2 separate regions of the Homo sapiens genome follow, and region 2 is linked to region 1. Evidence: read pairs that join two places in POLR2A ChIA-PET (ENCODE). Cell type or tissue: PC-9. All regions are shown on one strand.

The links. ChIA-PET counts read pairs that join two places held together with the same protein. Peaks named below come from ENCODE experiments on the same cell type or tissue, not always from the same donor. Only the 100,000 strongest peaks of a DNase experiment are listed, where the experiment ranks them.
Region 2: POLR2A ChIA-PET joins it to region 1 with 13 read pairs; 2 of 35 experiments call an interaction of 5 or more read pairs at or near these places.

The regions. Positions count from the first base shown.
Region 1 is chr13:97,191,321-97,193,820 of GRCh38, forward strand. It overlaps a transcript of MBNL2 not described here. Among named protein-coding and RNA genes, the nearest start is that of LINC00456, 13 kb to the left of the region's middle. In PC-9, no CTCF peak of the experiment used is centred here; a DNase peak (open chromatin) is centred at 1,111; H3K4me3 peaks cover 68 bases; H3K27ac peaks cover 2,500 bases.
Region 2 is chr13:97,311,568-97,314,067 of GRCh38, forward strand. All of the region lies in intron 2 of MBNL2 (muscleblind like splicing regulator 2), which reads left to right. Among named protein-coding and RNA genes, the nearest start is that of MBNL2, 90 kb to the left of the region's middle. In PC-9, no CTCF peak of the experiment used is centred here; no DNase peak of the experiment used is centred here.

The DNA.
Region 1 (2,500 bases):
AGCTGGGGATTCAAGCTGCGAGGCAGTAAGCACACTAGATGAACTCTGGCCTTGAGGAGTCCCTGTTTCCCTTTTTTCCTTTTCACCCAATAAAACCCTGCTTTACTCACCCTTCAAACCATCTGCCAGCTTGAATTTTCATGGCTGTGGGACGGACAAGGACCCCGTCTTTAGCTGAACTAAGGAAAAGTCCTGCGGCAGTTGTGTGAGGTTATTAACACAAGCTACACAGAAACACATGTTATCCACGTTAGGCCAGCCTCTCCATGCCTATTTGATGGAAGTGCAGGCAAAATGTAAGAAGAATAACTCTGCTGTGTTTTGGATTAAAAGGATTTTTGTGGACTAGCATGATTATTTATTTACTGTACCTATAGGCAAATGTATTCATGAATGGTAGCTCAAAATGTTGCAAGTAGACATCAGCTGTTTTCAGAACAGCTCAGAGAGATGCCACCCTGCCAATGAGAAGAAGCTTAGGAAGGGGGAGCCCTCTGCAGCTGCTCCGGGTACTTGGCACATGGCCAGAAGGGATCCCACACCCTGCATCTGCCATGGCCTCTCAAAGAAAGAGAAGAAAATGTTTCACCCATGCATCGAACATGCCTCTATACAGGACAGTCATAATTTGGGTGTTTATAGGTCAGGGATGACTGTGATGCATTTCCTAACTTTTATTCTCTGCTGTAGCTATGTAAGATGGGGAGTCTTTAGCTATATGCCCTAAAACACAGAAATAACCTGACCCCAGGCCTGTTACTGTGGCAGCTTGGTTGGCCTTTAGAGGTTAACATTCAAATCCTCAAAAGGAAGAAACTCGTATGAGAGAATAACATCTTCAGATACTGAAGCAGAAAGAATATTAAAGCATATGGATTCAGAAAAAAAGAGAGGAAAAAATCTTCATTGTTCACGCTTTCCCAAAAATGTACCAGCTATTTAATTTAGATCAGATCTGACCCCACCCCTACGTTTCTGTGTTATCTTCGCTATTAGAATAGATATGACCCTGGGCTGGAACTGGTCTGTCACTAGAGGAGATAAGATCAGACCTGGTCCACCTGGCAGGTGTCAAATGCAAACAGTCAGAGGCAGAAGTGAGAGTGAAGAATTTGGAATTGAAGGCTGGGCTAACACCAGAGCTTAAGAAAATAATTAATACTCCAAGGGTGAAACCAGTTGGAAAGCAGAGGAAATTGAACTCCTCAATATAGACAGAGGGTGCCCAAGAATTATTGAACCTGAACAGCCTCGTGGGTGCCCAGCTGAGCTGCCCTATTTCCTGTCCATGGTTTGGCAATCAGGAAACCCATGATCCTGAGAAAAGGCTGAAAAGAGCCTTTAGACACCAAAGATTAGAATTAGCCAAGGACCTGACCTGTAGAGATTCTGACTTAGGGTGGGCCCAGGAACCTGTGGCCACAGTTCGAAAAACATAGTATTAGCTTTCACTCTCAAACAAGCAGCTCAGCTGCAATGCCTCTAAAGGTGTAAGTTATGATAAAAAGGAAGTGAAGTCAAGGTGTGTATGGATGTCCAGTATCCAATAGTTTCACCCGAAGGCTGAAACAAACCCAGGAAGCCAGCGGGTGAAAAATAGACGTTAGTTTACAATTCTGGGCTTTAGTCCCAAGACAATTCAATCAAGAGAGACCCGGCAGCTATTTTGATGTGATAGCTTTGTCCAAGCTGCTGTCCACTTCCCACCCAAGTCTAAAGAACCCTGACATTTTTTTAGCTCAGTGGTTACATGGAGGACAAGAGCTGTTTTGAAAGAAGGCTGCAGTTGGGTGCCTGGTGCAAAGGGTCAGACTTAATGTAGGTTGTCAGGAGGAAGTCAGAAGTGAAGAAAAGAGAAACCCAGCAGGTGAGAAAGGAACAGCAGTTCCGCTCTCCCCAGCGGACCAATGCATTCTCTGAAACACTTTCCATCCTAGACATTCCAGCCTGGGGGCAAAGATACCCTCTTTTAGTTGGATTTTGGTTCTGCCAAGTTGATGGGGCCCAAGGGCCCTACGACAGTTGAGGGCGAGATGTGGCAAGAGTGGAAAAGCAGAACACTGAAAAGTATGTTTGGTAGACACTGGGCTGGACTTGGCTTCCACTGAGATTAAAGTTGACAAATGGGGAGGATGTATTATACAATGTATGGGTTAAGAGCACAAATCCTGCAGCTGAACTGAGTTTGCAAATCTTGGCTTAGGTAAACATGAGCAAAATATTTGAACCTCAATTATTTTATCAGTAAAATGTAGATAACTATAGTTTCTACCTTTGGGATTTTGTGGGGATTAAACGTGATAATCAAGGTAAAGTGACTCTGGCTACTAGGTGGAGAATGGATTGCAGGTAGGCAAGAGTGGGAGTGGAGAGATCAGCATGTGGCAGTTGTCTGGAAAGGAAACCACAGTGGCTGAGACTTTAGTGGTGGTAGGAGAGACGTCAAGAAGCGGGTAGCCAGAGTCAGGCCATGTCATCACACTGCTTACTGCCCTTAACT
Region 2 (2,500 bases), 120 kb after region 1:
CATAAATACAAAAATAGCAAACTGAAATTGTATTCCTTAGAAAAATCAATTTCTTGAGATAGCGTTGGATTTTTAGAGGGGATTTTTTTTCTTTTTTTTTTAAAAAAAAACCATGTGTAGATGTGTGGTGCTCATGCAGAAGTCCTCCTTGTTTGCTTTGAGGTCATGGAAGCTGCCTGAATTAAACATGTGAGGAAATACCGTTAAGGGGCTACAGGTGGGTTAACGTCCAACAGTCCTCTCTCCTTAGCAGCCTCCTAAGCCTCCTCTTCGGTTAAATCTCTTTAAGTGAATGTCCAAACACCAATATTCCTCCTTTTGTATAACCTGCCCCACATTCCATTACAGATAGTCCTTTTTTGTGTTATTCTTGATCTTATTTTTTCTTTGAATGAAGGAAAAGAGCTTCTACTCTTGGTGTTAACTTGAATGAAACCAACTGATGACTAAAAACTAGCTCTTAGTGTTGAGTTCAAACATTGTAAAGTTTTAAAACTTCAAATCCCCATGGCATGTGAGAACATTCTGGAAACGATCCAGCATAGACAATAACTTGAAAAACAGATTCATATAAGAAAAGTATAGCTGCACATGTCAACAGTTGCTCCAGCCTTTGGCAAAGTGCTTCCGAGTGCATGAAAATCAATCAATGGAATACATTCTGTTAATGGAATAAGGGGACGGAAAACATCATCTCAGTTGTTACATAAAAAGTATTTGATAAAATCCAATATCCTCTCATGATTAAAACAGAGAAGTTTCTCTTCTACTTGCAGCATTTCTTCCATTTCACCTTCCTTTTTGAGTACTTTTCCTTATTTCATGTTTTTGCACTTGTTTCTCATGAAGTCTGTTATTTTCTCTCTATTCTAACATCCTCTTTTACTGGAGGTAGGTAATTAACAAATTACTTCACACTGAAGCTTTAATGATTTCAGGATTATTATCATTGCAAAATTCCTGGATCATGAAGAATAGGAAATATCTCCAAGAAACGAGTCTATAATGGTAGCTCTCAAAGACCAGGAAACCCTAGAATGTCTCTTCTCCTCATTGGTCTTCATAACCCATAGTTTGCTCTAACCACAGCCATTGAGTTAGAATTCTAAGTAGCCCACAACTTAGATTCATTTTATTACTTATCATTTACTACTCATATGTTTTCAAAGAATTAAAATTCCTCTTTTGGCATTGAAAAATTTTCTCTGTGCATCTATATTACTAAGTATGTTTTCACTACCTGTTCATTGGGAACACACTTTACAAAAATTACTGTGAATTCAATTAAAAATTATATGTCTGAATCTGCATTTTATTCCTCACAGTAGAGTTTATAACTTTGGAAACTATCATACATGTACTTACTTGTAAGACAGTATTTATTCAGTCTACAAGCAGTATTTGGTGCTACATGCAACCATGTTCCCCTGGTGACAACTTGCATCCATTGGGGTAGCAATCGTCTACAGAGGGAAACACTGAGAAGCACAGAGGAAAATAAATTCTAGAAATTCTTGGGAGAAATTGCAAATAGATAGGCCAAAAAGAAGTCAATTCCTCTAGACCTCAGGACCATGAATTGGAAAGTGGAGGCTCCTAGTGGTGCTCCCTAAATTCTAAAGGTCCAACGGCTCTTTGAATCTTTGCCTTTGTCAGGATAAAGGCAGGTCCAAGGTGTTAACTCTAAATCCTCAAAATAGAATCTAAGCTATCAATTTGCTTATTCTGAAGCAATTTTCAATGGTTTTCCCTGCTTTTCTTTTCCATGCATCTAACTGCACTCTTGTCTTCTCACAACACATAGGACCCACTGCTGCACAGAAGGAACTTGAATTCTAATCAGCCAATGTTTTATTTGTGGGACATCCCATCAAATTTTTTAAAAAAGATCTTATTGAACAGAAGAGGGAAATGGAATTTGAGGATGACTTGACATTGTGAGATTAAATGGGGTTGGCAGAAGTTTGACCAGGACTTTTCCCTGCTCTGCTGGAGAGACTGTCTCTCCTCTTGGTGCCCTTCTTGGAGGAGCATTTTCAGCCTGCTGCCTAAACAGCTGTTGATGGATAGCTTTCTCCCTGCAGCACTGCTCCAAAAGCTGGTAGCAGAGATGGCTGATCTATTCCCAGCTGTCTGGATTTTAAGGCTGAGCTGTAGGCTTCAGGGATAGCCACACACATTCTTTCAAGGTCTGAGGCAGGCACACTGGAAATAGTGTGGCCCACTACACCTGGGCTTCTTACATGTAAGCCCTTTATGCTCTCCCAGGCTCTGACCTGCTCTGTGATCACAAGGGCAGTCCTAAATGGAGATCTGTATGAGATCAGCAGTATTTAGCAATTGGGAGTTTGACATAATGCACTTTCTCATAATTTATTAAAGTTGCTAATACATTTAAAAAATATGTGAAGAACATGGAAACCTCTCAGTAATATGTTCTAGTGCATTAACCCTCCATTGATTTTGCATCTCAATCAGAGTAAAAGCCAAAGACCTTATG